2 separate regions of the Homo sapiens genome follow, and region 1 is linked to region 2. A link is a loop called in an ENCODE intact Hi-C map of the cell type or tissue named here. Cell type or tissue: dorsolateral prefrontal cortex. All regions are shown on one strand. Links, peaks and the distances in the headings refer to the core of each region. The heading gives the core; the rest is flanking DNA.

Region 1 (5,367 bases), core at 47-5,046, 73 kb after region 2:
GGCTGGAGTGCAATGGTGTCATCTTGGCTAACTGCAGCATCCACCTCCTGAGTTCAAGCGATTCTCCTGCCTCAGCCTCCCGAATAGCTGGGATTACAGGGACCTGCCACAACGCCCGGTTAATTTTTGTATTTTTAGTAGAGACGGGCTTTCACCCTGTTGGCCAGGCTGGTCTCAAACTCCTGACCTCAGGTGATCCACCCGTCTTGGCCTCCCAAAGTGCTGGGATTACAGGCGTGAGCCACTGCGCCCAGCCGTTTCTTGAAAGCAACTCTCGCTTGCTTCTGTCGTTGGTCCTTACGAGAGCCATGTAGGTTTGGGGTGAGCCGGCAGGGCATCCAGTGTGCCCCGCCACGCTGGGCCCCACTGCCCCTACTTAATATTTCTGGTTGGGCCTCTTTTGCAGTTCAAGAATCACTGGTGTCCGAGGAGATCGTGCACGACCTGGATACCTGTGAGGTCACGGTGGAGGGAGAGGAGCTGAACCACGAGCAGGAGAGCCTGGAGGTGGACATGGCCCGCCTGCAGCAGAAGGGCATTGAAGTGAGCAGCTCTGAACTGGGCATGACCTTCACAGGTAAGGGGAGCGCTGCAGCCACGCAGGTGGGCCAGGCTGCAAGAGGGGACTTTGAGAGCTCTTGGCTGGCTGCTGCCTGCCATCTGAGAATGTTGAGTTATCTTAGAGGGAGATGGGGAAGGAGCACGTTCGCTGGGATCATTGTTGGCTGCACGCATACTCCTGTCTCCTGGACAGGTACCGGATGTGTAGCCACTACTCTCTAAAGGGGGAGGGTTGAGGCGTGGGATGACACGTCCCCCACAGAGGGAAGAATGCCCCTGTGCACATTGCATTTATTCCCATGGCTAGAAAGCCAACTTGTGTGACCCCTTGGCCTAGCTAACCTGGGTGTCTAATTGAGCCTGCCTGTGCTGACGGCTGCAGCCCTGCCCATGCTCCTGCCCTAAGCCACCCGGCAATCTTCCCCCTTTCAACCCCTGCAGGCGTGGACACCATGGCCAGCTACGAGGAGGTTTTGCACCTGCTGCGCTATCGGAACTGGCATGCCAGGTCCTTGCTTGACCGGAAGTTTAAGCTCATCTGCTCAGAGCTGAATGGCCGCTACATCAGCAACGAATTTAAGGTGGAGGTGAGTACAAGGCTCCCACTGAGCAGGGCCAATAGCAGCAGTGAGTGAGGGCGCTGATTTGCAGCCCTAATATTCACAAACGCCAACCTCAGAGCATTCATGATGGCAGCTATACAGGCTCATTCTAGGGGGTCGCCTTTCCAGCCTGGGGCCTGCTGCAGGTTACACCTGGGCTTGTTGGAGTGACAAGTTGTGTTTGGGGTGAGCTGGGGTGGGGGGTGCTCCCCTTTCCCTGGCTGCCTCAGCCTGAGTTGGAGCCTAAGGAACTTTGCAGGGAGGTGACAAAGAGCAAGTGGCAGTTAATGCCTCTGGGGCTTCTTGAGATTTCCCATGAGAGAAACAGGAGGATGTGGTTTTATTTATTTATTTATTTTTAGAGACGAGGTCTCACTATGTTGCCCAGGCTGGTCTTGTCCCCCCAGGTTCAAGCAATCCACTTGCCTTGGCCTCCAAAAGTGCTAGGATTACAGGCGTGAGCCACTGTGCCCAGCCAAAGACACTGTTTTAGAAAGAGCAGCATCCAGGGAACCAAAAGTTCTCTGCATCTGTGCCAGGTCACTGGCCCTCCTGTGAATGAAGTCGAGTCCTCGGCCCAGGTTGAGAGGGGCTCACGCAGGGACCCGCACGGGCAGGACCAGTGCTGCTGAGGCTGGCGCTGGTGACTCACAGGCCACACAGGCTAGAGGGTAGCTCCTCCTGCTCTGAGGTCGTCTACAGACCTATCCAGCAGCTGCTTCATCGCTCAGGCTCTCTGTGGCCTGGAGAAAATTGACCCAAAGTTACTCTTAGCAATGGAATATCACCATGAACTCAAGAGCAGAATGCTAAATTCGGTGCCTGTTTTGTTTGAGTCAAAGGGTAAGAGATATGAAAGGAAATCCATGGCAGTGATTGGTGCTGTCTTTCACACGGCTGTGATTTGAGGAAAAAGGTCTACGCCAGTGCTTCCCAAACGACCCATGGGGAAGGACCATCGGCTTCTTTTTCTGCTCTTGTTTTGGGCATAATCTTTTATAAAATGCAATAAAAATGGATTGCAGCCAGGTGCGTGGTGCTTGCCTGTAGTCCCAGCTACTTGAGAGGCTGAGGTGGGAGGATTACTTGAGCAGGGAAGTTCCAGGCTGCAGTGAGCCGTGATCATGCTTGTGAATAGCTACTGCGCTCCAGCCCGGGCAACACAGCAAGACCCAGTCTCAACAAATACTAATAAGTAGAAAAGTGATACATTTCTGGAATGTGTGAGAATATTAGATTGTTATAGCAGTTTCTAAGTGCTTATTACTCTTTTTTGTTTGGTTTTTGTTTCTTTTTCTTTGTTTTTGTTTTTTAAGTGCTTACTCTTGATTTTTTTTTCTGTCCTTTTCCCGTAGCTCCGTTTGCCCCCAGCTGCGGTCCAGGAGCCACTCTGAGTGGCACTGGTCATGCCAGCTGCGGGACTCCACTGTCACCTCTTGGACAGGCTCAGGATGCCTGTCTCCAGCGATCCTCTCTTTCTCTGCTATAGGTGAATGTAATCCACACGGCCAACCCCATGGAACACGCCAACCACATGGCTGCCCAGCCACAGTTCGTGCACCCGGAACACCGCTCCTTTGTTGACCTGTCAGGCCACAACCTGGCCAACCCCCACCCGTTCGCAGGTAGGACATGGGGAGGGAGACCAAGCGGAGATGCTCCATGCCGTCCGCCCTGCCCCCACCCCACCGTGGGCACAGCCTCCTGCTCAGCATGACCGCCGGTCTTTCCCTGTCCCAATTATTCCCCATCACACACAAGGAAACTAAAGCCCTCGAAGAGGGCAGATGATGTCACCCGCAGCCATGGAGCAGGACGTGGCCGAGCCAGGTTGGAGGCCCATGGCGAGCTTTTCCTGGTATTTCCTCCTGGCCTGTGGGTTCAGCTGAAGCGTGCTGTCCAGCCCGTTTTGACCAGGCACAGCCGAGGAGGTCAAGGGCACAGTGGCCTTCTGGGCCGAGTGACCTCGCATCCCGCCCCCTCATTCTCCCACAGTCGTCCCCAGCACTGCGACAGTTGTGATCGTGGTGTGCGTCAGCTTCCTGGTGTTCATGATTATCCTGGGGGTATTTCGGATCCGGGCCGCACATCGGCGGACCATGCGGGATCAGGACACCGGGAAGGAGAACGAGATGGACTGGGACGACTCTGCCCTGACCATCACCGTCAACCCCATGGAGGTAGGAGTGGGCGGGCGACCTCCAGGACTGAGAGGCAGCACAGGCCAGGGCCTCCGAGAAGCCGGTACGGCGCGGCTCCTTCAGGTTCACATGCTTTCCATCGCGTCATCTGCTCAGCAAGCCTGGGGCTTAGGTGTCTTCGTGGGTAAACCGAGGCTGAGAGAGACCTTATTCAAGGCCGTTCTGCCTTAAGTGTAGAGAAGAGCCATGCCAGGGCTTGGCGCTCTTGGGTCATGGTAATCCTGAGAGAGTTCTCTGGTGGGGCAGCTGAGGTGCTGTCCCAAGCTGCTTTGTATGTGGGTGACTCCGTGGGTGCTGACTGGAGCTTTGTTTTCCCTTCACTTCTAATATAACTTCCGGTGCCGTCCTGGCTGCTCTGTCGCTGGGGAGGGAGACGCTGGGGCAAGTTCTCCTTCCTCTGTGGCTGTCGAGAGGAGAATGCCAGGTGACGGGGCTGTGGGCAGGGCCGGACTCATGTGGCCGTCACTTCTCCTTGCCAGACCTATGAGGACCAGCACAGCAGTGAGGAGGAGGAGGAAGAGGAAGAGGAAGAGGAAAGCGAGGACGGCGAAGAAGAGGATGACATCACCAGCGCCGAGTCGGAGAGCAGCGAGGAGGAGGAGGGGGAGCAGGGCGACCCCCAGAACGCAACCCGGCAGCAGCAGCTGGAGTGGGATGACTCCACCCTCAGCTACTGACCCGTGCCCCCGGCCACCTCGGTTTCTGCTTTCGAAGACTCTGCTGCCATCCGTTCTCCCAGTCCCAAGGGTCCACGATGTACAAAGTCATTTCGGCCAGTAGGTGTGCAGACCCCTCCCCGCCACGATCGTCGCTGTGCTTGGTGTGTAGGACCCTAGGCTCCCCGCCCACCCTCTGCCTGGTCGCGCTCTTCAGTCCCACGAGGAGCTGACACGTCCTCTCTGGCCGCCATCCGGCTCGCACAGGGGCCTCCCAGCGCCTCAGGCCCCGCGTTTGTGTCTGGAGTCTCCCCCCGGGGAGAGGACACTGGCCCCTCGCACTCCAGAAAAGCCATGCCAGCTGGGCTCGTTGACAAAGGGTAAAACATGCTCACTCCCACCCGGTAATCATTTTTTTCTTTTTTTAAAAAAAGTTTTTATTTTTTCCAAACTAGTGCATGTATAAATAATGGCAGGATGGGGGGTACTGTGTAGATGATTAACTGACTTTTTAATATTTTGTAAATAAATCGGATTCCTTGTGTCCTTTGTGCTAGTGTAACCCGGGACTGGAATGTAAAGTGAAGTTCGGAGCTCTGAGCACGGGCTCTTCCCGCCGGGTCCTCCCTCCCCAGACCCCAGAGGGAGAGGCCCACCCCGCCCAGCCCCGCCCCAGCCCCTGCTCAGGTCTGAGTATGGCTGGGAGTCGGGGGCCACAGGCCTCTAGCTGTGCTGCTCAAGAGACTGGATCAGGGTAGCTACAAGTGGCCGGGCCTTGCCTTTGGGATTCTACCTGTTCCTAATTTGGTGTGGGGTGCGGGGTCCCTGGCCCCTTTTCCACACTCCTCCTCCGACAGCAGCTCCCTGGGCAGTGGCCTGGTCTCACCGTGTGCAGCCTTGTGGTTTATGCTTAAATGTACATTTTCCTGCTGGTAAAAGGAGAAACTGAGAGGTGTCCTGCAGACCGGCTGACCACTCCTTTTGGAGACGGCAGGAGGCCTGAGCGATCCGTACTCAGAACGTCCAGGAGAGACGCATGGCCCGAAGTCAAAGTGCTGGAATTTTCCAAAACAGCCTGTTCTCTCCTCTCTCCTCCCCAGAGCACCCCCTGCCATCAGGGGGGTTGAAATCCCTCTCCCCCAGGAGCCCTGCTGCTTTGCTTGGTGGTAGGGCAGGAGAGCAAACAAACAGTCATGGTCTAAAACCCACATAGCACTTTGCTCTTAGTTACATGTAAAATTTTAGATTTCTAAAACAGGTGGGCAATCATTTTGAATACTGTTCTGTGACCCTGACTGCTAGTTCTGAGGACACTGGTGGCTGTGCTATGTGTGGCCATCCTCCATG
Region 2 (5,367 bases), core at 272-5,271:
AAGCCCAGGGAGGAGGGGCCCCCATGCCCAGGCAGAGGCACGGCCTCCAAGGGCAGAAAGGTTTTGAGGTGGAGGAGAGGCAGGAGAGCCACAACCGGGGGCGGTGGGCCCTCTGCAAGCAGCCGCCTCTGCAGGCCCTGCCTCTTCACGGTGGCCACGCCTTTCAGGGGATGCTGACTGCTGTACGCTGTGTGGAGGAATGACTTAGGGCCAGACGCGCTTAGTGTTTTTCATCAAAGAATTTAACTGAAATATTGCTATTTAAAATTGTTACTTGAATTTACCAAGTTCCTAAATCTATATGAAGTAAATTTACTCCCTTGTATAGAGGCATTTTACTAAAGTCAGTGTAAAAAATGTATTTGATGTAACTCCCAGCTATTCCAGTGGGATGTATCATGTATCATTTAATATTATCTTTGCTAGAAGTTGTCGTTTGTAAATAATGGTGACGTAGTCCGTGTAGTGACTTCTAATGGTAAGGATGTAGTGACCAACTGCAGGCTTCCCCTTGAAACTCATCTAGGATGAGAGATGGGTCTCCCTAGGTGTGTGACGTGGACAGGTGCTGTTAGGTCAATGAGGTCTCGGTCATGTAAGCTTGGGAAGCGCTGTTAACGTTAAACAGGTTTCGTTACTGCAGGGCTTCTCACAGGCTTGAGTGCACTTGGAGGAATTGCTGAGCCGGGGGTAAAACCAACTCACTTGACCTGGGACTCTTTCTGCCGCACCTGTGGCACCAGTGTCCCGGGGAACACACTTTAGGCAATGCTGCTCCAGACCCCCCCCCACGCCCTTACTGTAGAACAAGAAAACACAGTTAGTCCAAAATAGAATGAAAGTAAGGTAAAAAGACTTAAAAGACTGCCTCTTTGACATCATTAGTGTAAACATTTTGTGTCTGTTTTTATTTTTATTTTTTTGAGACGGAATCTCACTCTGTTGCCCAGGCTGGAGTGCAGTGGTGTGATCTCAGCTCACTGCAAGCTCCACCTCCTGGGTTCACACCATTTTCCTGCCTCAGCCTCCCGAGTAGCTGGGACTACAGGTGCCCGCCACCACGCCCGGTTAATTTTTTGTATTTTTAGTAGAGACAGGGTTTCACCATGTTAGCCAGGATGGTCTCAATCTCCTGACCTCGTGATCCACCTGCCTCGGCCTCCCAAAGTGCTGGGATTACAGGCGTGAGCCACCGCGCCCGGCCTCGTGTCTATTTTTATAGATTTTTTTCTTTGTACAAATTTAACTACATAAAGTTTTAAACAAAATGCAGTCATATTCTACAGGGTATTTTGTAACATTCTCTTAAAGTCATTCATTCAGCAGACATTTGCCCCAGGTATGGTGTGTAAACTAATCCCTTAGAGGGATGTAGTAGAATTGAACCCAACCTAACCCTTTAGGGTTCCCAGATTGTTTGGTCTCAGGACCCCTGTGCTCAAAAATTACCATGGACTTTAAAGAGCTTGTGGTTATGTGTTTTTGTTTGTTTGTATTTTCGAGACAGAGTTTTGCTCTTATCAGGCTGGAGTGAAGTGGCGTGATCTCAGCTCACTGCAACCTCCCCCCCTCCACCCCCCCTGCCCTGGGTTCAAACGATTCTCCTGCCTCAGCCTCTGGAGTAGCTGGGATTACAGGTGCCCACCACCATGGACAGCTAATTTTTGTATTTTTAGTAGAGACAGGATTTGGCCATGTTGGCCAGGCTGGTCTTGAACTCCTGACCTCAAGCGATCCACCTGCCTTGGCCTCCCAAAATGTTAAGATTACAGGCTTGAGCCACCGTGCTCAGCCATATGTGGGTTTTATCTATGGATATTTATTAGAAATAAAAAGTGAGAACCTATTAAATAATGTAATTATTAAATTATTTAAAATAGCAATGATAAACCCATTGCATGGTGACTTAAATAACTTTTTTTTTTTTTTTTTTTTGAGACAGAGTCTTGCTCTGTAACCCAGGCTGGAGTGCAGTGGCACAATCTTGGCTCACTGCAACCTCCGCCTCCTGGGTTCAAGCGATTCTCCTGCCTCAGCCTCCTGAGTAGCTGGGACTATAGGCGCGCACCACCACACCTGGTTAATTTTTGTATTTTTAGTAGAGATGGGGTTTCACCATGTTGGCCAGGCCGATCTTGAACTCCTGACCTCAGGTGATCCACTTGCCTCGGCCTCCCAAAGTGCTGGGATTGCAGGTGTGAGCCATTGTGCCCAACCTAAATAACACATTTTTAGTGAAAATTAACTGTTTTCCAAAAACCAGAAACAACTTAGTAAGAAGACTGGCATTTTAAGTTTTTGCTAATCTCATTAATGTCCAACTTAAGAGAAAACAGCTAGATTCTGCATTGTCTGTTATCTGTTTGAAGTAGATGAAGAAAACTGAGCTTCACACAGATATAGTTGGGAAAGAGAGAGCTTTGGGGATTCCTCCCTGCCCCCGCAGGAGTCCTTAGATCACGCTCTGATAACTGCTGCTCTAGGGCAGTCATTGATGTCAAGATACAACTAGGGGACATGTCACCAGTAATTTGCTTCTAAATAATAGTTGAAGTAACAAAGCAAAGCTTACTAGTGATTTACTTGCTTAAAAACGAAATGAGAGTTAGTTCAACTTTTTCCTGGAATTATGTCTCTTCATAGTTTACATTGCCCCTTGCTTTCTTTTCTTTTTTTTCTTTTTGAGAGGAGTCTTGCTCTGTCTCCCAGGCTGGAGTACTATGGCGCGATCTCGGCTCACTGCAACCTCTGCTTCCCAGGTTCAAGTGATTCTCCTGCCTCACTCCCGAGTAGCTGGGATTACAGGCATGCACTAGCACGCCCAGCTAAGTTTTGTATTTTTAGTAGAGACGGGGTTTCACTGTGTTAGCTAGGCTGTTCTGGAACTCCTGACCTCGTGATCTCCTGCTTCGGCCTCCCAAAGTGCTGGGATTACAGGCATAAGCCACTGTGCCCGGCCTTTCTTTTTTTAAGACAGGGTCTCACTCCATCGCCCAGGCTGTAATGCAGTGGCATAAACTCGGCTCACTGCAGCCTTGACTTTCCGAACTCAGGTGATCCTTTCACTTCAGCTTCCTGAATAGCTGGGACTACATGCCTGCCTGAAATTTTGTATTTTTTGTAGAGACGGGATTTCACTGTGTTGCCCAGGCTGGTCTCAAAATCCTGGGCTCAAGTGATCCGCCCACCTTGGCCTCCTAAAGTGCTGGGATGATTGGTGTGAGCCACAGCTCCTGCCACTCCTTGCTTTCTTAAGTGGAGAAGCTGGGTGGAGTTCATTATTGAACTCCATATGGCCTGGAATTGCCCATAACATAGAGCACCTGCTGCTGCTCCCAGGGAGGCCCTCACAGGTGGACAGGTGGTGTCCATTCCCATGTGCAGTCAGGATCTGCGTGCTTGTGGATTATTACCCTCGCCTTTTTTTTTTTTTTTTTTTTGAGATGGAGTCTCTCTCTGTCGCCAGGCTGGAGTGCAGTGGCATGATCTCAGCTCACTGCAACTTCTGCCTCCCGGGTTCATGCCATTCTCCTGCCTCAGCCTCCTGAGTAGCTGGGACTACAGGCGCCCGCCACCACGCCCGGCTAATTTTTTTGTATTTTTAGTAGAGACGAGGTTTCACCATGTTGGCCAGGCTGGCCTCGATCTCTTGACCTCGTGATCCGCCCGCCTCAGCCTCCCAAAGTGCTGGGATTACAGGCGTGAGCCACCGTACCCGGCCCCTCGCCTTTAATAAGGGAAAGGCAAGAATAGGTACAAAAATATAAGTAAACGTTAAAATCAGGTTTATTTGGGCTTATTCTTTGGTAGTGTATCCTTTCACCATATTAATATTTTCCTGAGGTCTAGAAAAAGATCAAGGCTTTAACAAAAGTTCAGTAGTTGAAAAAGATTACCACTTTCGTTTTTCCTCACAAGATGGCCTTTTTGAGACCTTTAAATGGCTGATGTCATTGTAAAACACTTTTTAAAAAAAATTTAATTTTATTTAATTTTTTTTAAGATGGAGTCTTGCTCTGTTGCCCAGGCTGGAGTGCAGTGGTGTGATCTTGCTCACTGCAGCCTTCACCTCCTGGGTTCAAGCAATTCTTGTGCCTCGGCCTCCCAAGTAGCTGGGATTACAGGCATATACCACCACACCCAGCTAATTTTTGTATTTTTAGTAGAGACGGGATTTCACCATGTTGGCCAGACTGGTCTCGAACTCCTGACTTCAAGTTATCTGCCCACATTGGCCTCCCAAAGTGCTGGGATTGCAGGCGTGAGCCACTGCGCCCGGCCGTAAAACATTTTTATAACTACCACGATAAAAGACCTTTGTGCTACTGTTTGCTTTATTTTTATGAAAAATCTTTTCAGCTTTTCTCAGAATCTGGTTTTACCCATGGAATATCTGTGCGTGGGCCTGTACCTGGGCTGTCTGCCTTGATGGGAGAGGTTGAGAGCTGCTGTTTTGGGTGGTTTGTTGGTTTGTTTTGGTATTATCCTTGATTACCAATGATCTGGTTTTTGCCTAGACTATATCCCATAAATCCAGTTTCCCCTTGAGAGGTTATCTAATCCTTTCCTCCCTTTTATGATAGAATCCTTTGCTTTTAGAATCTGGCAGCGTGCCTTCCCACTTAAGTAAGCTCTGTTTGCTTGTATATTATTTTTGCATTAGAATGTTAAGTACTTTTAGCTGGGCGTGGTGGCTTATGCCTGTAATCCCAGCACTTTGGGAGGCTGAGGCAGGAGGATCACTTGAGCCAGGAGTTTGAGACCAGCCTGGACAACATAGCGAAACCTTGTCTCTACAAAAAATAAAAAATTACCTAAGTGTGGTGGCAGGTGCCTGTGGCCCCAGTTACTTGAGATGCTTAGGTGGGAGGATCATTTGAGCCCTGGAGCTTGAGGCTGCAGTGAGCCCTGATTGTGTCACTGCACTCCAGCCTGGGCGACAAAGTGAGACTCTGTCTCAAAAAAAAAAAAAAAAAAATCTAAGAAAATCAGCTCCTTAATTATATGGCTAGAATTCTAGAAATGGAAGGAGCTTGAGAAATCATTTAGCCCAGGCAGCCCATTTTACCAAAGAGGAAACAAGTGAAGTTGCCATTGTCGTCAGTGTGATATTTTCGTAGTTCAGAATAGGGAAAGTAGAATGAACAGTGGGATCTGGTCTGGGGTGTCTTTAACCCTGTTTCCCTATAATAGAAAATATTCAGAAAGCATACATTTGGGTGAGTCTGTACCTCTCTCATGTACAGTTGAGTCAGGAAAGTAGATTATAAAATTAGAGTGGAGTTTAAAAAATCTGGATGGATAGTACATCCTGTTAACAAAGTCACATTATTTGAAAATTTGTAGCACTTTTTAATGTGAACATCT

The links. A loop is a pair of places that touch in the nucleus more often than their neighbours do. Peaks named below come from ENCODE experiments on the same cell type or tissue, not always from the same donor. Only the 100,000 strongest peaks of a DNase experiment are listed, where the experiment ranks them.
Region 1: it touches region 2 in a loop (1.8-fold over the local background); 1 of 110 quality-filtered maps calls a loop at or near these places.

Annotation. Positions count from the first base shown.
Region 1 is chr1:9,729,182-9,734,548 of GRCh38, reverse strand. CLSTN1 (calsyntenin 1) reads left to right here. Exons shown (of 19, transcript NM_001009566.3): 15 at 407-577; 16 at 1,003-1,148; 17 at 2,653-2,788; 18 at 3,159-3,343; 19 at 3,844-5,367. The coding sequence ends at 4,041. Among named protein-coding and RNA genes, the nearest start is that of PIK3CD-AS2, 44 kb to the right of the region's middle. In dorsolateral prefrontal cortex, for the core only: no CTCF peak of the experiment used is centred there; DNase peaks (open chromatin) are centred at 2,260 and 3,799; H3K27ac peaks cover 4,516 bases.
Region 2 is chr1:9,802,435-9,807,801 of GRCh38, reverse strand. All of the region lies in intron 1 of CLSTN1 (calsyntenin 1), which reads left to right. Among named protein-coding and RNA genes, the nearest start is that of CLSTN1, 19 kb to the left of the region's middle. In dorsolateral prefrontal cortex, for the core only: no CTCF peak of the experiment used is centred there; no DNase peak of the experiment used is centred there; H3K27ac peaks cover 410 bases.